Linked DNA regions of Mus musculus: all the other regions are linked to region 1. The links are chromatin loops, found by intact Hi-C in ENCODE. Cell type or tissue: left cerebral cortex. All regions are shown on one strand.

The links. A loop is a pair of places that touch in the nucleus more often than their neighbours do. Peaks named below come from ENCODE experiments on the same cell type or tissue, not always from the same donor. Only the 100,000 strongest peaks of a DNase experiment are listed, where the experiment ranks them.
Region 2: it touches region 1 in a loop (2.3-fold over the local background); 9 of 42 quality-filtered maps call a loop at or near these places.
Region 3: it touches region 1 in a loop (6-fold over the local background); 9 of 42 quality-filtered maps call a loop at or near these places.

What each region holds. Positions count from the first base shown.
Region 1 is chr12:72,082,433-72,090,432 of GRCm38, forward strand. It overlaps L3hypdh (L-3-hydroxyproline dehydratase (trans-)), which reads right to left and starts at 2,881. Exons shown (of 5, transcript NM_026038.2): 1 at 2,217-2,881. The coding sequence starts at 2,724. Jkamp (JNK1/MAPK8-associated membrane protein) reads left to right here and starts at 3,407. Exons shown (of 7, transcript NM_024205.2): 1 at 3,407-3,751; 2 at 6,883-6,974; 3 at 7,524-7,678. The coding sequence starts at 3,748. In left cerebral cortex, CTCF peaks have their summits at 1,460 (motif pointing left) and 3,583; DNase peaks (open chromatin) are centred at 3,209 and 3,607; H3K4me3 peaks cover 2,697 bases; H3K27ac peaks cover 2,320 bases.
Region 2 is chr12:72,660,535-72,668,534 of GRCm38, forward strand. It overlaps Dhrs7 (dehydrogenase/reductase (SDR family) member 7), which reads right to left and starts at 4,294. Exons shown (of 7, transcript NM_025522.5): 1 at 4,095-4,294. The coding sequence starts at 4,227. In left cerebral cortex, a CTCF peak has its summit at 4,271; DNase peaks (open chromatin) are centred at 3,333, 3,850, 4,300 and 4,596; H3K4me3 peaks cover 1,969 bases; H3K27ac peaks cover 1,263 bases.
Region 3 is chr12:72,760,552-72,768,551 of GRCm38, forward strand. It overlaps Ppm1a (protein phosphatase 1A, magnesium dependent, alpha isoform), which reads left to right and starts at 660. Exons shown (of 6, transcript NM_008910.3): 1 at 660-1,080. In left cerebral cortex, a CTCF peak has its summit at 4,487 (motif pointing right); DNase peaks (open chromatin) are centred at 525 and 1,399; H3K4me3 peaks cover 2,869 bases; H3K27ac peaks cover 1,673 bases.

The sequences.
Region 1 (8,000 bases):
TCCTAAGAAGAGGCTTGTCGGAGTGTGCACTGATAGAGGCCTGCTTCCGGATCTTGCCTCCACCCCAACTCCACCCCCATGCCCTCCTCCTCTGCCCCGCGCTGGGAACCGCTGGGATTCAGCCGCCCTTGGCCAGGAAGGGGCCTCTGGTCATACCAGACAAGTCGCACGGGATCGGGTTTGCCTAGCAGAAATGCACAGGACCCAGCACCACCCTTCCTGCCACGCGCAGGACGAACTCCCGCTGCTGCCACTCCCGGGGCTCGAAGGAAGAAACTCGTGGACTCCCTTTAATCTACTGCTCAAGTTGCTTAGGGAGAAACTAGGTATCCAGCTGGTTAAATGGCTGGTCTTGAAAAACCAATAATAATGATAATAATTCTAACCCTGATTATCATTATTATTAAACCATAAATCATTTTTTCCCAAGTGCCATACTCTCATAGGGCATCAAATTCCTCCAAGGCCCGCCTCATCACAGGTGTTCCCTCTACTGGGGCCACCCTAAGCCTGTTCAGCTACAGTGTCATTTATGCCCAGACTGATCCAGAGTCTAATTATTCAAGGAGGATCAGGGTCAGATTTTCTAAGAATGCTTTGCATAGCTTGAAGTCTTGGGAGAAAAGCAGTGGTAACCTTATTCCTAGATTGGTTAAAGTAGCTCCCAGTTCACTTCCAGGCAAACATTAAACATTTCCATGGACAGAACTCAAGCCGGCAAGTGTGTCTGACCTGCCAGTGTGGCAAGTTCCATGCTGGAGAGCTATGAAACTCAGAGACTATAAAAAAATGAATGATTAAAAGATGTACTTTTTTTTTTTTTTTTTTTTTCCGAGACAGGGTTTCTCTTTATAGCCCTGGCTGTCCTAAAACTCAATTTGTAGACCAGGCTGTCCTCGAACTCAGAAATCCGCCTGCCTCTGCCTCCCGAGTAAAGGGATTAAAGGCGTGCAACACCCACCCCCCCCCACCCCCCCACCCCCCCGTCGTAAGTGTACATTTTTTATGGAGGGCACATTCATAGCTATCCTGGGCAAATGGACCCTGCAAGTTGCATGCTGGGTACTCTTGCTACAGGGACACCTGGGATGAGAGATAAAACAGCTGCCAGTTGATTCCTAAGAGGGATGCTCCTCTTTGTAAATGTCCCGATTATGCAGATTATCTGCTTAGTCTATACCATAGAACCCAGAAACCCCGTCCATGTTTCTGTATCTCCAGGAAACAATCCTACATATCTTGAAGTCTCTGTTTCTTGACGAATATTTTTTTTTCAGATATTTAAAAAATTCTGGGCTGGTGAGATGGCTCAGTGGGTAAGAGCACCCGACTGCTCTTCCAAAGGTCCGGAATTCAAATCCCAGCAACCACATGGTGGCTCACAACCATCTCTAACAAGATCTGACGCCCTCTTCTGGAGTGTCTGAAGACAGCTACAGTGTACTTACATATAATAAATAAATAAATCTTTAAAAAAAAAATCTACCAGTACTCAAGAAGTGGGCCAGCCTAGTCAACGTAGAAATTCCAGGGTTCCATTCCAGCCAGGGCTACACAGTGACCCCCTGTCTCAAAACAATAAAACAATGAACACTCATTAATTTAAGAAAAAAAAATTTTAACAATGTTTCATACCCTCATTACTAACCACAAAAACCTCTGAGATAAAATGAAGGTACAGACTCAGTCAAGGAGTCTGTGAACTTTGCCTAAGGTTGGATGGCTTTTGAGGGGTTGTGAACTTGTGTGTCCAGCCAAGGACTTTGTTTCTCAACAAGGACAGCAATAGCTTTGCTTACAAATTTAGTGCCTTTCAGAGTCATTTAGTTCTTACCAAGCATATTCTAAGCTATGCTCGAACTCTGGTACACACACTGTCCTTTGGTCCTTAACTTCAGTCTACTGTGAAGCGGCTATGAATCCTGACAAGCAAGGAATGAGGATCTTAAAAAAAGGAAGCGCACAATTCATCCGCATTCCACTCTAAGCTCCCCCCAGGCCTTGTGAGCATGGATCCGCTCAGCAGGACAGCAGAATTGCATCCACCAAACCTGTAAGGCAAAGACACTGAAGCGTGTTTGCAGTAATTTGGAATTACCTTTTTATTAATCGCAAGGGCAGGCAGGGTGGGTTAGTTGCGCAGATATATTCAGCCACAGAGCAGTGGTTAGATTCGCGGATTGTCTCAACCGGGTCTAGTGAGTCTCACCCTTTACCTGAGGCCAGGACAAAGGCTGGGACGCTGTGGAAGCGCACAGGGCCGCAACTGCGGCCACCTTCACACTCTACGAAGGCGGTCACCAGACCACACGGGCAGTGGATGTTGACCTGAGCCTCCCGGGCGCCTTTTGGGGGAGCGGGCACCAGTCCAAAGTCGAGCGCGAAGCGGCCCAGCGCTAGCACCGCGTGACCGCACATGGAGCTGTAGCCTTCGTTGTGCAAGAACAGGACGCCTAGGTGTGCGTCTGGCAGCTCACTGGGCACCAGGATGGCCCCGTACATGTCCCGGTGGCCGCGGGGCTCGAACACGAGCCGCCGCCGGATGTAGTCGAGGTGTTGACGCATGTAGCGACGCTTGGCCAGCAACGTGGGCCCTGCCACCTCCGGACACCCGGCGTGCACGATGCGCAGAGGCTCGCCGCCTGTGTGCATGTCCACCACCGACAGTGCTGGCGTCCTCGGGTCGTTTGGGGGCAGCCGGGTCACTGCCAGCGCCGCCTCCATTGTCTGCGTCCAGGGACTGCCGCACAGCGCGGTGGTGCTCTCTCCAAGCAGGGAGAAAGCGCCAAACCCAACGGGAGAACGCGCAGAACCGGTGGCAATCTCAGGGCCAAGCCGGCGAGCAGAGATCACCCAGCGACCAGCGTCCGGAATCTTAGACTGGGCGCGCCCGAGCTAGCAGGATTCAGAGTTAGACTCCCAACAGGGGCGAGCCTGGGCGACAGGACAGGGAGCGTGGGCAGGGATTAGAAAACTAGACCCCCCAAATGGGGGCGTGGCTCCAGAGGTTTGAACACACGGAGGGGGCGGGGCTTCGGAACTTGCTCCAGCAGCGGGGCGGGGCTCGGAGGCTGGACTGCTCGGCGGGGGCGGGGCCTCGGAGACTAGACACGCGGCAGGGGCAGGGCCTAGAAAAGGAGCCAATAAAATAGGGGCGGGGCTCCAGAGACTACTCTGCGGAGGCGGTGCCTAGAAAACTAGCCCGCACGATGGGGGCGGTCCTCGGAGACCTCAATGCAGGGTAGGAGCGAGGCCTCGGCGACTTGAATGCACGGGGTGGGCGGAGCTACGAGCTTCGTCTAGGAAACGGGGGCGGGACCTCAGGGCCCCTTCAAAGAGACACTGGAGGCGGTGGAGACCAGTTCAAGTTGGAGGCAGGGCGGGGACGAGACCTGAGTCTGGACCCGGAAAAGGTGGAGCCTCTGAGCTCAAACCCGGAAGCGAGAGAGAGAGAGAGAGAGAGAGAGAGAGAGAGAGAGAGAGAGAGAGAGGCTTCCAAGCCTAGATTAGGAAACTAGGTTTCTGGGAATCCTAGGCCTGGAAGTCCGCCGCGTGCACCCCCGACACCCCTAGCGGGGGAAGCGGTGGTGGGGCGGGACTCGGAGCCGAATGTAGCAGGGGCGGGGTTCCAGCGTGCTTGCCAGGCTAGCGGGAGGCGGAGCGGCTGAGAGCGCTGTGGCCCGGATGTTCGGGCGCTGCGTTCGGACCCGCTGATCCCCGGCTTCTCAGGGGAACCTAGTGTGGCCAATGGGTAAGTGGTCGATTAGGCTGCGGGCGTGTCTCTGTCCTTTTTTCCTATTGCTTTTCCTCGCATTGTCTTGGGCTCGCCATCGGGCCGACAGCTCTGCTGCAGCGAGCAGCCTGGCCCTTGGCTGCGCTGAGCCCAGGCACTGACTTCTCCCGGGGTTGGGATGGTCTGCTCCAGAATGGCTGGAGAAGAGCGCTTGTGCAGAATTAAAGGCTGAGTCTTTGTTGTGCTCTTCCTGTGTCCCTTCCTTCAGTCCCTTTGTTCTTGTCCAGGAAAGCATTCCTGGTGGTTGACTTCAGAATTAGAAGCAGAGTTAGAACAGGACAAGGAAGCAGAACCTAATTGCCACGAGACTTGCTTTTTCAACCTCAAATGTAATAGTTGTTTTTCAAGACAGGGTTTGTCCTTGTAGCCTTAGTCGACCTGGAACTTGCTCTGTAGACCAGGCTAACCTCGAACGCAGAGTTCCACCTGCCTCCGCCTCCATAGTGCTGGGTTGAAAGGCGTGCACTATTACACTGGACATCAAATGTAAATACATTAAGCCCTTCACAAAGGGTCTTAGACTGCTGCAGAAAAAAACAAGGACAACATTTTAGCTATAGCTCACCAATGGCTATGAAAGGTTGTACAGATTCTTCTCGTTAGGTAAATGAGCTTTGGTTTGTTGGCCTTGGTTTTGAGATCTTTTAGACGCAAAGCCCATGGAGAAGGGACTTCCTTCTCATTACAGTTCAGTTGTGTTTAAAAAAGGTGTTAAGGATTGGCTGGAGAGATGGCTCAGTGATTAAGAGCACTTGCTGCTTTTCGTGGGGTTTGATCCCCAGAACCTCCACAGCGGCTCAGGACCCTTAGTAACTGCAGTTCAGTGGCTCCTATATCCCTTTCTGACTTTCTCCTCTTTTGGCCTCTGCGGGAACTTGGCTGGTACATGGTGCACAGACATAAATGCAGGCAAAACACAAATACACATGAAAACACAATACTATAATAATAAAAGTTTGTTTTTAAGATTATAAAATAAAGAAGAATTTTTTTAAAAAAAAGATGTCAGATACTTGGTAAAGTGAAAATATCAAACATGAGACATTTCAGACTTTTTTCTGTTTTCCCTCGGCAACATAAGTCCCCCCAAAAAACAACAACAACAACAACAAAAAAAACAAAAACAAAAAACAAAACTGTTCTCCAGGAATTTGAAAGGAGAAAGGGCCTTGTAACCAGAGTCTCCACATGAAAAGTTTGAGGAAATTATTGTTCAGCAATAATAACACGTGTAAATTCACACGTAGGCCAGCATTGTTTTGGATTCATTTCATAGCAAATGGCAGATTCTTACAGAAGCCAGCCTCACTGCCATCGTCCTCTGAGTACCTTTGTGGCTTTGAGCAGCACTTTCCATAATTGGTGTAGAGGATCAGGTGTCACTGATACAGAGGAGTAATTTCTCTTCGATGAAGTCTTAGATAATTTGGAGATCCTCGGGTTTTTGTCTTAAAAGAGCTGTTTTTAATTCCCCTCATCCCTTTAAGAAATTGATTGCAAGAAATTGATTGTTCTCAAGTAATTGCTCAGAAGCTCAGTGCCAGCACTGATGGGATCTACCCTTGTCAAAAATCATAAAAACTGGGCTAATGCTTTGATATGGAGGTGAATTGATTTGTTTTAAAGACCTACCTTCTGCTCTGAAGTTCTCTTTTCAGAATGTGGACAATTCAGCATTTCTGTTATGAATAAAAAATGAGTCTGTGTGCCCAGTGTCTCTATTTGGCCAAATGAAGAATAGTGACTGTAGCTGGTCTTTGTAGTTTTACCACTCCTTATCAATAGATAGGAGAGAAAGATGCACAGGTGGGGGGGGGGGGGTGTTTAGATAATAAAGATCTCTGAATCTAATTTTTTTCTTGCTTCTTCTTTGCTTGTAGCTGGCCTTTGCTGCTTTGCAGATTCTTTTTCCCCCGACATACACTCTCTGGTCCTCCTTTCTCCCAGTTTCATCCCCTGTCACCAGATAGGAGAGAAGGAAGGATGGGGGAGGGGAATAGAGCTCCTTGAATTTCTTCTTGTTTCTTCTTTGAACATAGCCACTGACTGCACCCAAACCTCCTCAACGACCAACCACCCCTACCCTGCCTCTCAGAGCCCTACCATTACTCTCTGAAGAGTTTCCAGAATTCTAAACGTCACACAACTGCAGGAACCTTCTGCTAGAGCCCGAGGCGAATCACAGTCAGCTGCTGTGAAGCAGCCTCATATCCCATCCCCATGCCTGAGACTAAAATGAAAGCATAGTATTTTGAATTCTCACTACAAGTGGCTTTCTATCCGAGATTTTTCTTTTCTTTTCTTTCTTTTTTTTTTAAGTTTTATTTATTTATTTTATGTATGTGAGTACACTGTCTCTGTCTTCAGACACACCAGAAGAGGGCATCAGATCTCATTAAGGATGGTTGTGACCCACCATGTGGTTGCTGGGATTTGAACTCAGGACCTTCGGAAGAGCAGTCTGTGCTCTTAACCGCTGAGCCATCTTTCCAGCCCCCGTGATTTCTTTTAATTAAAATTTTAAGTTGTGTGCTTGTGTATGGTGTATGATAGGCATGGGGCTGGGGGTGTGCCTGCTACAGCCCACACATGGAGGTCAGGAGACAGCTCTCTGGAGTCCTCTTTACCATGGGCTCTAGAAGTCAAGACTCCTGAGTTAGTCAGGCGTGCTCATCAAGCGCTTTTACCAGAGCTACCTCTCTGGCCCCTATCAGGGATTTCAATAATAATAATAATAATAATAATAATAATAATAATAATAATAATAATAGTTCTTATGACCTTATAACCAATGAAACTCTAAACTCCAATCATAGGGACTGGCTTCCTAGAGCCATTGGGAAGATTCAGGGTTAGGTGTCTGGGGCTAGAACCTGCTGTGCTGGTTAGAATAGGAGACTCCAGAAGAGCAGCAAGATGCAAGTATAACTTTCTGTGCTGTCACAGTGTGACAGTGTGTCGAGACTTGTCTGTTATGTAATTTTAAAGTGAGGTTGAGATAGTTGTTGTCAGTTACTTCAGCTATTCTCAGGCTACTCTTGTTTATAATCACAAAAGATGTTACTATACTGGCATTTGTTTTTAAAAAGCTGTCGATATTCAACCAGCATGCCTTGGACTCTACTGTGGGAAGACCCTATTATTTAAAAATGGCTCAAGTGAAATCTATGGAGAATGTGGGGTAAGTCCTATGTTGATATTATTTCATTGTAAGATTTGTTTGTTCTGGAAACGTTGTACATGTAGATTTTTTTTTTGTTAAATATATTCATGAATGTATAAGAATATGGTATTAATAAAAACCTTGTTTATATTGGCATGGTGATAACTATATTAAACCTTTCTTGACAGTCACAGATATTAAAAGATACTTTATAATGTCTAAGTACTGTCTAATAATTTAGCAAAGTGTTTTGCATAGTGAATTAACATGCCAACTCCAGAATACTTCTGCAGTAGTCTTTGTATGATGTTACTAACAAGGTTTTTCACTGAATATTAGCTAGCTATTTTAGCAACTAAATGAAAAGACTCTTCATTAGCATTTTATAGATAGCACAGGTCATGTGGATTTCTTGAAGTGGCTTCTCTTTGAGATTTCTTCTTATTCTGCTTATAGGCTTGGTTTTCTTTGTTAATTTTCAAAAGCTACACATACATACTAAGATGTTTAAAATACAGTGGAATCCCTTATAGAATGATCCTAAAACAGTATTTATACCTGTTGTAGGTATGCCCAAGAGGACAGAGGACCAATGCACAGAAGTACTGTCAGCCTTGCACAGAGTCCCCAGAACTTTACGACTGGCTCTATCTGGGCTTTATGGCTATGCTTCCTCTTGTTCTGCATTGGTTCTTCATTGAATGGTACTCGGGGAAAAAGAGGTGAGCATGTGTGATCGTATCTGCGTAGACTAGTGCTGGGGGAAGGACTACTTATTGTCATGTCAAGTCACAGTCTTCTGCTGACTGCCACCCTCAGCCTGTTTCGAAGGGGACAACTTTCTCTTTTTCTTTTTCTTTCTGTTTCTTCCCTGTAATAAGAAAACAGTAGTAGGGCAGATCTTAGTGCGTGTTAGTGATGTTCTCCTTAATGTTTCTCTCAGGGCTCTTGAAAGAACATTATTTCTCAATGATAATACGGAGTTTCTGCAAAAGTTGGGTATAGTCACAGGCTATTACTGTTTTAGAACAAATACTTTATAAC
Region 2 (8,000 bases), 580 kb after region 1:
GATGCCTTTGAAAATGCCATATGTTGCTCAATAGTATGATCTAGTATGATCATCTGTTCTGTTGTTGTTGTACTTAGACAGTTGTTGCCTTTGCCTGAAGCATGCACCTCATCCTCCTGCCTCCACACCATAAGTGCCACCCTCCCAGCGGTGTGACCCCTTGTCCCAGCCCTCTTTCTGGATTTAACGTTTTAAATTTCATTACTAGAATGACACATTATCCTAACTGTGTGTGCGCGTGTGCATGGCGGGGTGTGTGTACATGTGCCTTGGTGCGTGCTGGCTGGCAGTCAGGGGGACAACCAGAGAAGCCAGTTCTTTTCTTCCACCTTTTTGGGGCGTGCAGGATGGAGTTCGGGCCATCAGGCTTATACTGCAAGCAGCTTTAACTGCCGGTCTCACAGTTGTGGGTACGCACCAGAGATGACTGCTCGGGCATGGGTTAAAGCCAATAGGAAGTCTTTAATAGCCATCTGGTGTTTGGGATCCCAGTATAGCCCCGGGCCTTTCTTGGGGTGAGCTTTTAAGCACAAAAACTTTTTTTCTTTTTTTTTTTTTTTTTTTTTTTTTTGGTTTTTCGAGACAGGGTTTCTCTGTATAGCCCTGGCTGTCCTGGAACTCACTTTGTAGACCAGGCTGGCCACGAACTCAGAAATCCGCCTGCCTCTGCCTCCCGAGTGTTGGGATTAAAGGCATGCGCCACCACTCCAAGCAACAAGACTATATTCTGGGCTGGCATATTCCAGAAGCTGAACTACAGAAGCTAAGAAGCAAGGCTAGTACATTTAGAGCCTTTCCCGAACTATGGACTTCGATGGATTAGGTCTTTGTTTCGTTTCAGCAGGTGCGGCTGCTTTATGTTCTAAACGGCTTTTCATGGCGTCGGATGTGCTAAGATCTGGGGCCTACTAAATTCTGCGGCTTTGTTACGCTCACCAGACCTCGCATGGTCTCTTGTGGGCTCTAATTTGTCCCGTGACAGAGGGCAATAAGGCTCTCTCGGCTGGCCTTACTTCATTCTTGTCTATGAGCTTAAACAATTCCATATTAAAAACCATCACAGGGCCGGGCGGTGGTGGCGCACGCCTTTAATCCCAGCACTCAGGAGGCAGAGGCAGGTGGATTTCTGAGTTCGAGGCCAGCCTGGACTACAAAGTGAGTTCCAGGACAGCCAGGGCTATACAGAGAAACCCTGTCTCGGAACCCCACCACCACCACCACCACCAAAAAAAAAAAAAAAAAAAAAAAAAAACATCACAGGAACTTTATGGAGTCCGAGTTCTTCAGAACACTGGGGTCTCCAGGAGTGAGGGGGAGAGCTCTCCACACTTGTCTATTAAATGCACCGAGGCATCGACTCTGGCCGCCTCCTCCTCACCGGTGGCCTAATATCTTGCAGAGACTAGAATATCAAAAGGACTCCATAAGTAGTAAGTATCTACTGAATAAACACCAAGAAGCCTAGCTGAAACAAAACACTGTCTGCTGTGTTGTGGTGCACACATTCAGATATGGTCAAGTTTGGTCCCCAGTGCTGAGGACTGAGCCCAAGCTGCAAGCATTACAGACACAGGTACTCTCTATCATCAAACTACCGTCAAAGCCCCAAACATTTTAAAACCCAACTGTTTCTTAGACACTGGAACACATACAACTTGTCCTAGAAATAACCAAACTATGTAAACAAAGCTTTCCTTTCAGGTAAGATGCTTTTGGGGAGAGAGTACAATTGACCAAAGACTTTGAATGAATGAGAGGCTGTGTGCTCAGCTAGCCATTCACAACTGCTTGCTAAAAGCTTGTCTACACATTACCCTACACACCATTCATTTACGCTGTAACTGTTACTAATCAGCCTAAATTAACAGAGTCCAACCTTGTTTACACCAATAAACACCTATTATGTAAAGCCTGAGTGAAAATGGTCTCCAGCGGCTCGTTTTATGCCCACATGATCACAGATCTAACACCTATCTTCCCGTCCTTTAATCTAGCATCCTTTTTTTTTTTTTCTTAGTGTTTCCATAGAATCTGACAACGACTTAAAAAAAAAAAATCAGACTCTGAGAGTTGACAAGAAACCCAGAGTTTAATGCCAGCTTGAGAAATCTCTCCCAAGGCCTTGCACCACTCTCTGCCTCATCCCTCACACGATGTGGAAGCTGCTTCTCTCCAGCGCGAGACAGAGGCCACACCCTCCCTACGTCCTGTCTTCTCTATACCCATGGAAGGAGTTACAGAGACAAAGTTCAGAGCTGAGACGGAAGGAAGGACCATCCAGAGATTGCCCCACACGGGAATCCATCCCATATACAACCACCAAACCCAGACACTACAGCATATGCCAGAAAGATTTTGCTGACAGGACCCTGATATAGCTCTCTCTTGTGAGGCTATGCCAGTGCCTGGCAAATACATAAGTGGATGCTCACAGTCAGCTATTGGATGGAACACAGGGCCCCTAATGAAGGAGCTAGAGAAAGTACTCAAGGAGCTGAAGGGGTCTGCAACCCTATAGGTAGAACAACAATATAAACTAATCAGTACCCCCCCCCCAGAGCTGTGTCTCTAGCTACATAGGTAGCAGAGGATGGCCTAGTTGGCCAGCAATAGGAGGAGAGGCCCTTGGTCTTGCGAAGATCATATGCCCCAGTGCAGGGGAATGCCAGGGCCAGGAAGCAGGAGAGTGGGTGAGTTGGGTGGGGAGCAGGGCGGAGGGAGGGTATAGGGGACTTTGGGGATAGCATTTGAAATGTAAATGAAGAATATATGTAATAAAAAAATTACACCGCAAAAAAAAGACTAAACACACCTACATTTCAGACATAATTAATGTGTTAATAACTTTTATACAGTCACATAATTTATAAACTGAGTTTAACTCAATCTTCCATTTAAATAAATGAGGCCAAACACAAACAACATCCACAGGCTGCTATTGACCGTGAGCTTACAGATACATCCATCTGTCTCAATGGTGCTCAGTGGAGAGTTACAGTTAAAAGATGTATGGGGTATTTAGGATTCTTGCCCTCAACACTGACAGTCTCCGAGTCACAGCCATGCCCTCTCCTGTTTTGCAGCGCTGAATCCACAAGCACACTGTGCAGTTGCATTTGTCAGTACTGCAACTGTTTGAGCCAAGGCAATGCAGCTTCAGAGAAAAGACAGCAAGGATGCCTGCCAACATCTGGGAGGGACATAAAATCCAAGATCCAGCTGTCACCTACTCCTGCCCTGCTGACTTTGAATGCAGTACCTTCTGAGCCACCAGCTACTTCAAAGCATTTTTGTTCGGGTGCTTTGTGTATTTTCCACCACGAACAGTGGAATCCCACTTAGTCCTTTAAGGATCAGAAAAGCCTACCTAGGGAGGCTTTGAGTTTCTCTGTCAATGTCTTTAACTGAAAAACAATACGAAGAGTGCCCATGTCATCAGAATTGTTAACGCCAAAGGTCAGAGGCTGTCTGTGGCCTGCTGAACACACTGCCAACGTGACATAACACCCAGCAGCATCTGTGAACTGATATATCGGAGCATGTGAATCATGTATTAAGTGAACATTAAACACCACGCAAGCTGCAGATCGAAGTGGAGCGGGCGAAACGTGCCTTACTGTACACAGAATGATCTCCCTCCTGGCAAAAAGCCAGCTCAGCGCTTTCTATTGCGAAAATTTTAACCAAGTGAGCAGGTGAGTAAGTGATTCAGGCCAAATTTTCTTTGGGTGCTTCCGGGAAAGTAAAAAGTGCAGGATCAAAGAATGTTCCGGCCTCTTAGAAAGCAAGGGACACACTCTGCTCTCCATGGTGCCTTCCCTGAGAGTGTCCGGGGATCCTACGGAAGAAGTCTGTGTCTTGCAGGCATCAGAGAATTGCAGCGCTCTCTTGGGGTTTGACGTTTTCTATCCTAGTCTGGGTAACAAATCAGGGCCATTTTCGAATTAAGACAAGCGACAGAGTGGGTACTGCCTGTTTAGCCCCTGCCTCTTCCTCCCGGACCCTCAGCCCTTGGTCAAGGCTCAGCTTGGCAACAGCTGGGAGGGACCTCGGCCCTGATCTTCCTTAGAGCCCAGGCTGTAGAGGATGCTCACCTGGGCGTCGCCCTTGCCATTCAGCCCACAACAAGGTCAGGTCCGCATCCGCCCGCAAAAAGCGCAAGAGCTGCACAAGGGGCAGGATCAGCGCGCACAGCGCCAGCAGCCACAACAGCAGCTCCCAGCTCATCGCTGTCCCTTGCCTACCCGACTCTGCCGCAAGCGGAAGACAGTCGGCGCCCGCCCTCTACGCGGCGGGTCACAACCCGGGGCTCCGCCTAGCGAGTCCCCGAAGGTGGGGCTCCATCTGTGTCCCGGGCTGCACCACGGCGTCTCTGCGCGTCCCTACTGCGTGCAAGACTGCCGGGGTGTTGCAATAGAAGGCATGGAATCTTGGGAAACTGCTGTTGGGAGAGCAGTCAACAAGATTTGTGAGGGCATGAAGGAGTCTTTAACAGCTGTTTTTAGGACGACTTTTCAGGGCTTTGGTGGTGCCTTGGCGAGAAACAAAACAAAACTTTGATCACTGCCCGCTCCGACCCCGAGGCCCCATCCCCCGCTCCACGCTGGGAATTGTGCCCAGGTCCTTCTTCGCGCTGGGCAAGCTCCCAAAAGCTGAGCCAAACCCTCACTCACTCTTCCTAATCTGTTTTCCTTTCACTTTAAGCTTGTGGACTGAGATAAGCATACCGAAGTAACTCAGCACTTGAACTGGGTTGCCCTCGTGGACTGGCCGCTTATATTTAGAAAAACATTACAAATGATACTCATATTTGGCCAAAAGTTGGCTATCATGGCCCAGAGTAATCAGAACATAAAACTAACTGGGCTAGAAGGCAACTGTTGCTAAGTTCCAGGAGCTAAAAACACTCAGGTTGGTGTCCTCCTGCCACCGTTTGTAAATGATGCCATTATCATTTGACAGCATTTGAATATGGAAAGGCCTCTGTGCACACTAATTGCTCTGTTCTTTCTTCTGTGTTTGTTAGTATTGTTTTTATAAATTGTCACTTTTTTTTTTCCGAGACAGGGTTTCTCTGTTTCTACTTTGTAGACCAGGCTGGCCTCAAACTCAGAAATCCGCCTGCCTCTGCCTCCCAAGTGCTGGGATTAAAGGTGTGCGCCACCACGCCCAGCTGAATTGTCACTTTTTTCATTGCAGTGAGAAAAGGTTTACAAAGGTCTATATTTTGCATCTTTAGAGTGATCTATGCAGGAAATATTTGAACTAGTGTTAATCAGAAATTGCTGTGGTATAGTTCAAGGTGCATGTCAGTTAGCTAAACTTTTGGACTGCCATTTGGAATAATATTGGTCAAGAATTGCTCTAATTGACGTATCACCTGGGCCATGTGAATTTTATTTTTATTTTGTAGCACATTACTTTTGTAATAAGATGTCTTAAAATACCACACAGAGTCTCATGATGAATCTTATCCCAAATGTTTCCCCTTCTGTAAAAGGACAGGACTGCAGTGGATCTAGTGTTCCGATGGGTCACAACCCCAAGCTGTGGGGATGAGGGATCTGAGACTGGGACATTGGGCTTGGGAGACTGGCAGGAAGCTATGATCTCTTCCTGTCCACCCCTAGGGATTAGACCCGGGTGGGTGCTGAGTGTCGAAGTGCCAAGGCAGAGCTTTAGAGTGTTTTTCCGTACTGGAGCTGGAGAGGTGGCTCTGCTGTTAGAGGCACTTGTTGCTCTTGCAGAGAACCTGGGTTCAATTTCCACACCCACATGGCAGCTCACATCTGTTGGTAACTCTTGTCCCAGGGGATCCATTTCCCATCTCTGACCTCCGAGGGCATCAGGCACTCACATGGTGCACAAACATACTTTCAGACAAAACATTCATGCACACAAACAAAAAAAGCTTTACTAACATGACTTTTTTTGCCTTGTTTTGTTTCATTTCAGGCTCTCACCGCGGAGCACTGCTTGTGCTGGGACTCACTATAGAGACCACCCTGGCTTCAAACTCAGAGAGATCACCTGCCTCAAACTCAGAATGTTTTATGTTAACAAACGGAACACTTAGTTGAACACAATAACTGCACATGTTGGTTTGGAGGAAGCACTCCTAACCAGGATGATTCATAATCATCATATTAAAAAATTCACTTTTAAAACAGTGATCTCTAACTCCTTAAAAAAAAAAAAAAAAAAAAAGATTCACTTTGGGGTCCGAGGAGATGGTTCAGCAACATGACTTGGCCAGACCATGACATCCAAATTTTGTTAAAATGTTAGTCTAGATGCTACTGTGAGGTATTTTAAGATTTATTTAACATTTATATCAGTAGACTTTCAATAAAGCACATACCTACCCCCCATAATGTGGGGAGTTCAATCAGTTGAAGTGTTATGAGAAAACAGCAGAAGGCTAGGAAGATCTTGCTTCCAGACTGCCCTTGGGTTCCAATTACCTCGCCTCTCCCCTGAATTCCAGCTGCCTGTGTGCTAGGGACGTCAGGCCTACTGCACTTGAAAGCCATGTGAACCAATTCTTTACCATCACTCATAAATATGTATGTGTTTTTGTTTCCCTGGAAGACCTTGACTAGTTAAAAAAAAACTACAATAAAACCACATGACAGTTTGGGCATTAGAGAAGGAAAACACAAACCAATGTCAACTTCAGAAATTATTTTTCACTTGAACAATAGCATTATTCAGTAATTCATGTTGGAATCCAGTTATGCCCTCCCCACCTCGTGTGTGTGTGTGTGTGTGTGTGTGTGTGTGTGTGTGCGCGCGTGTGTGTGTGTGTGCGTGCACGCTTAAGTTCAAACCCAGGGCCTCAAAAATTCTAGGCAAGTTCTCTACCACTGAGCCCAGTTATATATTTAGTGAGCCCATTTCAATCATCATTAGATAACATATCTATTATGATATCATAATATATAATATATTATAATATTATAATTTTAATTATAATATTATTTCCTCATTTCTTCTGTTCAGCAGTGAGAAAGAATAGACAACAGGAGGCTTGGACTCCGGGGTCTGTGGTAATGACACTGAACACAGCCAGCACCAGGATTGCATGTCAATTCCAGTGCAGATATCACCACAGAACCTGGGAAGAAAGTGTTGAAGACAAGAAGGACAGGCGAGCAGATGTGGGGACTCTCCTGAGACCTGTGTGCTCATAACAGAGCAGGAACAGGCTGGGTCTCGGGAAGCAGCGGTCCTTAGCTGTGCAGTTGTAGTTTTAACAAACACACTCGGCTGGCCTGGCACTCACTACGGAGACCAGGTTGGCCTCAAAGTTCTGATCCTCTGCATCCTGAGGACTGGATTACAGGTATGTGCCACCATGACCGTCTCAAGCTGGCAGAATTTTAACCACTTAAATGTAAAATCTAAATAACTAAAGGGGCAAAATCCAAGCACTAGCTACATCCACTCGAAACATCATTTCCTCTCTGAACAGGGAAGTTACACAATGATGAGAGACCCACTCACTGCGGCTCTCTCACCTGTTCCCCTTTGAAAGGGTGGCAACAGCTTTCTTCCCTTTTGTGCCACTTCTTCCGGAAATCAGGATTGCACTGTAGAAACAATGTAACTATTGTTCCAGACTCCATAATTCAACGCAAACAGCCTTCTATGTTGGGACAGAAACCTTTCAACAGCAGAGGGGGAGGGGGGAACCTGACACCGTGACATCTTACCGCATGATTCTGACAACACAAACTTAACTAGTATCTACTTAGCAACCACAAAGCCCTGCTCCGTGCCTCTGTCACCTGCCACACAGCACAATAAATACAGAGAACGTTCTTCACACCATGGTCTTGTTGACTCTCCTAGCCCTGCCATAAACACCACTCTGGATTCATTTCAGCTACAAACACTCCATTGCTTTTTTGCTAAACACCTCGAGAGTAGCAAGATCCTTGTTTTCAAGCATTTAAAAAACAAGAGACTTTTGACCCAGCAAGCCTCCTGGGGACATA
Region 3 (8,000 bases), 680 kb after region 1:
TGCAGTTACCTTTTGCTCATCTCTAGCTCTCCGTGAAAGCAGCTGTCACGTTTCTGATTATCCTCTAGATTTTGAAAAACCCTCGGTTCCATTAGCCCCACTGGAGGTCTTTGGAGGTGCCCGTTGAGCCCGAATCACGTGACCCCGTAACGTGCACATAAATACAATTCGGAATCCCTGCAGGGACTCGGGGACAACCCGCGAGAAGCTCTAGCTAGGCACGTGTCCCAAGGCGTGAACGGTTTGCACACGCACGTCTGCGGTATGGCCGCGGCACTCGTGTGCGCCTCGTGGGGTCGAAGGGGCAGGCTGAGTCCCCTGTGCCGGGCGCTAACCGAGACTGCACCTGGAGACCGGCGTCCGTAGGCAGGTGTAAGAGTCGGGTGCGGACGACGACGACAGCCGGGTTTGGAGAGGCCCTCTGCGCCCTAGCGCGAAGGCCGCGCGCCTGGCTCGCACCCAGGACGTCCACGCTCCCTAGGGATCGGCCCGCGGCAGCGACCTGAGGAGCAGCGCAGGGCAGTGACGTCACCGCCGCCCCTCCCCCGCCCAAGCCGCAGTTCCGGCCCTCCCACATCCGGGTCTCTCCAGCCCATGGGCCGCGCCGCAGCTGCAGGGCCGGGGGTGGGGGAAACGGCGGCGCGGGGCGGGGCGGGGCCGGGCGAGGGGCAGCGGTGTCGAGAGCGCGCGTGCGCGGGGCCGCGCTAGAGGCGGCGGCGGTGGCGGCGCTAGGGGCGGGAGCGCGCGCAGGAGCTAGAACGCCGTGGTCTCCGCGCCGGCCGGGTCCGCAGCTCGGGATCGGGTGGCTGGGGCGGGGGGAGGGGGGCCCAGGCAGGTGGGGCGGAAAGCGATGAGTCCTCGGCGCCTCCTCCGCCTCCCGCGGGCCCCGCTCTCTGCCTCCCGCTCCGACGCCCGGATGATCTGAGCCGCGAGGGCTCCGAGAGCCGGGGGCCCGGACCCAGCCCGGCTCCTCCCCTCCTCCGCCCGGGCCCGGCCGCCGTCGCGGGACCCCGTGCCCGGCCGCCGTCGCCACCGCCGCCCCGGCCGACCGAGGGACCCGCCCGCCCGCGGCTGCTCCGGGTAAGCGCGGCGCGAGGGCGAGGAAGAGGGCGAGGGCGGGCGGGCGGAGGGCCTGTGCGGCGGCGGCCAGGCCTGGGGCCTGTAAACAAGCCGGGCGTCTGCCCGGGCGATCCCGGGAGGAGACGCGACAACTCCACCCCCTGGGCGGCCTCCTCCCCGAGCCCGCGCCGGGTGGCGAGGGGTTAACACGCGGCGGGGGCGGAGGCGGGGTGTGTGCGGCGGCTGGGAGGGGGCGCGACCCTCGGCCGGGCGGGGCGGACACTGGCGGCCGCGGAACTTTCGGGGAGCCTGCAGCGGGGTCTCCCCTTGAAGCAGATCAGCCCGTGAGTTCACTGGATTTGGAGACTCACCCGCTGGGTTGAAAGTGAGGCCCCCAACTCAGTAGTGATGCCTCCATTTCATTCATTATTCCGGCTTGGAGCAAACCCATTGAAGTAAACTACAGGTTTTGCATCATTTTGGCCTGATATATTGGAGGAAAGTTCTTTATGTTAGAGTTTAGTTTAGGCTTGGCTCCCTTCTGCTTGTAGGTTGTAAACACACTCGGATCCCCTTCTTGAAAGACAGCTGGCTGTGGAGAGCCTTCTGCCAACTGGAGTTTTAGATCTTTTGCAAATTTCATCATCCAAAGTGTTTTTCTCTTTTCTCAAACACTACACGATACTTAGAAATCCACAAAGGTCAGAGTCTAAGCAATCTACGATGCCGCCCCCACCCCAAGTTTCCTGATAGTTGGAATAATGCTCCTGGTATATTTTTAACCGCGCGGTTAGAGTATAAGGAGATTGGCATTGTTTGAGAAGAATAAATGATTTTGACGTTACGAAAATGAGTAGTTTTCCACGGTTCAGAGAAAAAAACAAAAACAATCTTTTTAAACCCTGGCTTTCAGATTTCAAACATGACTACTACTGGATGGAGGAGAAGCCTGCTGAAGAATCATAGAACTTAAATGATTGTTTTCTGGGCCTTAGGATTTTAGGGTTTCTGAGGGCTCACTACATAGTGCTTGGTTCTCACCTCCCTTTAACCTTTTCTGTATTCTGGGCCTTTGCCAAAGATTATTTCTGTAGTTACAGATGAGGAAACTAAGGACCAGAAAGATAGTGAGCACACACCCACATACTTATCTTCAATACCGCCTTTATTGCCTTAATGTCTGCTTGACTGTTTAATAATTTGAAGCACAAAGCAGATCATCTTCCCAGTGCTACAGTTCTGGGCTGCATTTTTGTGTGTGTGTGTGTTTGTTTGTTTTGCATTGCTGGGGATAGATTTAGCTCGGGGCCTCTTGAATGGTGCAAGACCAAGTTCTCCTCACTTGTCTTGTATATACCTGATTGAACAGTCAGCTATGTTGGGATGACTGCTTTTAACCTAGAAGCTTACAGCAGTAATACCTTGAAATTATAATGAACTATATGTGCAAGTTTCTTCAAACATTTGTATTAATACTAAACACTTTTACATCTGGGGAGTAATTATGTTGGTGGTATCAAATATTAAGATGGATAATGTTTTATATTAGTTGTAATACATGTTTGAAAAATAGTAAAATTGGCCACTGGAAGCATCAAGTTGCTTCTTGCAGGGTTTGTGTCCCTATTTTTCACATGGAATGAATGACTACATTTCAGTATGAAGGGCTGTAGTGACCAGCCATAATTATAGTATAACCTGTTGTAAGGAATGGTGCTCTGCCAGAAATGTGCTCGAAAATATCTGTGCCCAGGGACAAGGCATTTGACCCTTTGAGCTTTGGAATCAGTAATGCCAAGGGGTAGATTACATCATCACATGTATATTTATTATTATTCTTTTGCCATTCTGTGACTGTTGAACATACCTTTAACAACTACATACCTGATAGACCTGCTACTTAGATGTTTTACCATTTTGAAGTTGTTTTTCTTTCTGGGCTCTGTTCTATTGAGTTTGTGGCCCGGCTTTAGGGAACCTTCCTGTAGTGGCCTTCACTGATCTTTCTTTCTCTTGCCATTGGGAAGCCTAGAAGATGTCCTGGGACATCTTTGGGGACAGCATGCACCTGAGACAGCATGTTTGAAGAAGCTGGGGTCCTCAGTGGTTGGATATGATGAGCATTATAAGAATACATTGTGAGCTTCTTTGTGTCTATGTGTCCGTGTGTCTGTGTATTTTGGTTCAAGCCAAGTGTTGTTGATCTTGTCTTAACTTAAACTTTTGTTTGGAAATTCACCTAATATCTAGTTGTCATCTTCCCCACCCCCCTACCAAAATGTATAGCATCCTCTTTTGTTGCCTTGTAAATATTGCTAAGTGCTTACTAAATGTCTGCATCTTTCTAATTTTTTCAAACCTCACCTTGGCTGTTTACTTTATGGCCAGTAGAATGTATTGCTGTTCTTAGTCTATACTGATACAAAAATAATTCTGATATATATTTGATGTTCCTTTCAAACAATCATCTATTGTCTGAGTAGTACCCGTGAGTGCTTTTCATCTTTAATCAAATTAAAAGACAGTTTAAAAAAAAAAAAACCGGGCTCAAGGGGAGTTGACACAGTTAAACTAAGCCTTGGCCCTGTGACATATGCAGGATGGCCCTCAGGAGAGCAGAAGCACAAATGTGCGGCTGTTAGATTTCCTGTATTGTTGTCATGCTTGCCCTGTCTTCAGGTAACACAAATACTTATCAATTCAGTGGCCTCATGGGTTACTTTGTTGTTTTTAGCAAGAATGTATGTATTTTTTGGCATGTTATAAACCATTCTCATTTAAGAAGCTTGGATTAATGTATAAAGAAAGGCTGACTATATTCTTTATTTTTTCTTTCTTCATGCTTTCTAATGTTTCATGTTCTGCATATTATATGACATCTAAAATTATTCATTTATCTATTTATTTATTTTGAGTTTTTTCGAGACAGGGTTTCTCTGTGTAGCCTGGAACTCACTTTGTAGACCAGGCTGGCCTCAAACTCAGAAAACCACCTGCCTCTGCCTCCTGAGTGCTGGGATTAAAGGTGTGCGCCACCATGCCCAGCTCTATTTATTTTTTGGGACAGGGTCTTACTACATAGCCTTGGCTGGCTTAGGATTCGCTATGTAGACAGGCTGGCCTTAAGCTCACAGAGATCCATCTTGTCTTGATGCTTGTCTCCCAGTACTGGGATCGAAGGCACATGCCACCACACTCAGCTATAAGTAACACCTTTTTGCTTCATTATGTGTTTACAGAATGAATGAATGAATGAATGAATGAATAAAAAAATATATATAATGATTGTAATCTTTATATTGCCTGTCTGAATACTACCAAGGCAAGAAGAGCCAGAGAAAGTATTGAGTGTGATAAGCTCTATCTACCTTTACATAAACATTTTTTTTATGTATACAAGCATACTGTAGCTGTCCTCAGACACACCAGAAGAGGGCATCAGATCCCATTACAGATGGCTGTGGTTGCTGGGAATTGAACTCTTGACCCACAAGAGCGAGCAGTTAACTGCTGAACTCTCTCTCCAGCTCATGACTTGACAAATGTTACAAGAAACTAAGAAGTGCAAATTTATATATGTTGAAAAACCTGGCTACGAACATTTGTTGTTTTTTTTTTTTCTTTTTTCTTTTTCTTTTTTTTTTTCAGTAAAGAACTGAGATTTGATTTCCAGCATATTATGGCTCATAACCATCAGTTCTAGTTCCAGGAAATCTGATGCCTTCTGATCTCCGCAAGCTGTGGTAATATAGGCACACATGTAGGCAAATACATACATACATATAAAACACAAGCTGTGGTATGTAGACACACATGTAGGCAAATACATAGATACATACATACATACATACATACATACAAAATAAAAAGGTAAATTGGACTGTAGATACTGTGTTCTTAATATCAATATTTTTTTTAAGGTTTCACTTTGTTTTTTATTTTAAGATTTATTTATTATACACTGTATAATTTATTGTATACTGTAGCTGTCTTCAGACACTCCAGAGGAGAGCGCCAGATCTTGTTACGGATGGTTGTGAGCCGCCATGTGGTTGCTGGGATTTGAACTCAGGACCTTCAGAAGAGCAGAAGCGCTCTTAACCCCTAAGCCAACTCTCCAGCCCAATATCAATATTTTAAGCACTGAGTGAGTGATAAGGAAGGAACTCCAGTTTTCATAATCATTAATTTTTTTATTTGCAACCCATTGATTTAAGTGTATTTGTTATTAATATTTAGGATCTGAATTAAAATTCATTAGTTTTTGTGGCAGGTAATAATTTGAAAATCATGACACATTATTTTATTTATCTTCAGGATAAAAAAGGGAAGTAATAAATTATTACGTACACCGCAATGGTGGTGCATTCCTTTACAGGCAGATCTCTGTTAGTTCAAGGCCATCCTCATCTACAGAGTTCCAGGACAGACAAGGCTACACAGAGAAACCTTGTCTCGAAAAAGACAAAAGGCCCCTATCCTTTATTGACTCTGTATTTGTGTAAAGCTTTCATTTTTTCACAACAGCCTTCTGAAATAGGTGATGATCCTTTCTCTGACAATTAGTTTTCCACCTCTCGCTTCAATCAACCTAGAGTTAAACTTTTTAAAAATTGCCTATGTTTCTAAACATTTATAGACTTTCTTGTATTTATTCTCTAAACCATATAGTTTAATTTACACAGTATTTCTATTATATTTGATATTAAAGTGATCTAAAGGTGATTTGAAGTGTGCAGTGGGTGAGATAGGTTACGTACAGCAGCTACACTATTTTAAATGAGAGACATGTGGAATCATACACAAATCCCTTGTTAGCAGCCATTGGATAGCTATATATGGGCTTAGTGAACCTAAATGACATTGCAGAATCATGTCAATAGATTTAAAAATAGTCTTTAAAAGGTCCTGAGTGGATTGTTTCAATTAAAAGAGCCTTGTTCCTGGAACCAGAATTTTAAAAGCTCACTGTTAGGGTTTCTGAAATGTAGCGTTCTGCCGTCGAAATGCATGCCTGTAAGTGTACACAGTTGTCTTCATCTGCAAGAATCTGTAGAGGTTCTGCCTCCCAGCCCCATGCTCCTAAAAATAAGACCCAGACTCAAAATATATTTACAGGTATCTTGGCCATATAGCTAGGTTCTACTCAGGCTAGATCATAACTAAAATACCCATTTATTTAATCTACCTTCTGTTATGTGGCTGCTTACCTGTGCTCAGGTACCATGCCTTCCATCTCTTCACAGCTTCTCAGGTCAATCTCAAGCACCTGGATCTATCCCAGAATTCTTTCTGTCTCCCAGATGTCCCACCTGCCTGCCTAAGCTATAAGGTCATAGGTTTTTTTAACTGACAGGTGATGCATCCATACAGTATACAAGGTTTTCCTTGTGTATTGAAGGGATATACAAGAATCCCTTCAGAAAGGATTATGATGATGCTTTTCCCCCCATTTCTAGGGCTTTAGAAGTTAAATCAAAAAAATTTGCCTTGGCTCACCACCTTTGAGATTGAGGTGTAGAGCTTATATTCATAAATGGTTGAGGGCCTTAGTGTAGAACCTGAGGACCTGAGTAGATGAGACCAATGCAGCCTCAGAGGAGGATCCATAAAGAAGTATAACACAACTATCCCTCAAAAGCTAGAGCTCAGCCCCCGCTTTCCTACATACAGGAGGTAGTCTTGGCTAATTTACTTGATTTCTCAGTTTTCCTTACCTGTCACATGGAAATGTCTCTTATGTGAGTGTCTTAAAGATTTGGTAGAAAAATTATATCAAGACATGTATTGGGCATGGTGGCCCACACAGCATGTGATGTGATCTCTTGAGTTTCATGCCAACCTGGTCTATATAGGGAGCTCAAGGCCTGCCAAGGCTACATACTTAGCAAGACCTTGTCTCAAAAAGAGGGGTGGGCCACTTGACATTTTCCATCAAAAGGAAAGTACCAAATAAATGGTAGCTATTGTTACTAAGTTTATGGGATCTTAAGATACTTGGGGGTTTGGGGTATGCTGGAGAGATGGCTCAGAGATTAAAAGCACTGACAGCTCTTCCAAAGGTCCTGAGTTCAATTCCCAGCAATCACATAGTGGGTCACAACCATCTGTAATGGGAACCAATGCCCTTTTCTGGTGTGTCTGAAGACAGCTACAGTGTATTCATATACATAAGATAAAATTAAAAAAAAACTACTTGGGGGAAATACTGACCAATAGTGAGTAAAAAATTGAGAACAGGTAAAGACTTGGTATATAAAGTTTGCATATGCACAGAATGAAAGTCAATCAAGACAAAGATTAAGTATGAGCATTTACTTGGCTTTCTGGAGTTGGAAGGGTCACGCCTCGGTTTGGAGTTGGTGATTAAGCAATAGTAGGTGGTAAACTTGGTGATAAAGAAGAGCAGTAATAGAGCAAAGGTGAGACGGGCCAGTAAGTAGGGAAGAGTTGACCTGGTATTTCGTAGAGCTAAATTTCATGGTTAGAAAAGAAGAATAAAGAAACCACATTATTCTACTGTTTTTACAAACTTGCCTTTGTAATGGATATTACGTTTCGTGCTTGTTCTGGGTTGTTGAAGGCTTACTACCTCTATCTACAGAGAGCAGTTCCAGTGCTCTACATGGAACTCTCCCATCCTGCACCCTGGAATTGGCCATAGTTCCCTCCCTTTAAATCAAAGCTCATTTTCAGTGGCATACCTGCATTTTTATGATTTGAAATCATGTATTTTACTTCTAGGCATGTATGCTAATTATGCTTAATTCTGAAAGAGGAAGTACAACAACTACTTCCTGAGGCCTACCACAGTGCTTATGGATAGTGGACACGAAGGTATTTGGTAAGGATAAGCACACTGTACCTGGCAGTGGGCATTAACTGCTGTGGGATAGCGGACATTTGTGTAAGTGTGAGGTTATACACATCTGAAATGGAGC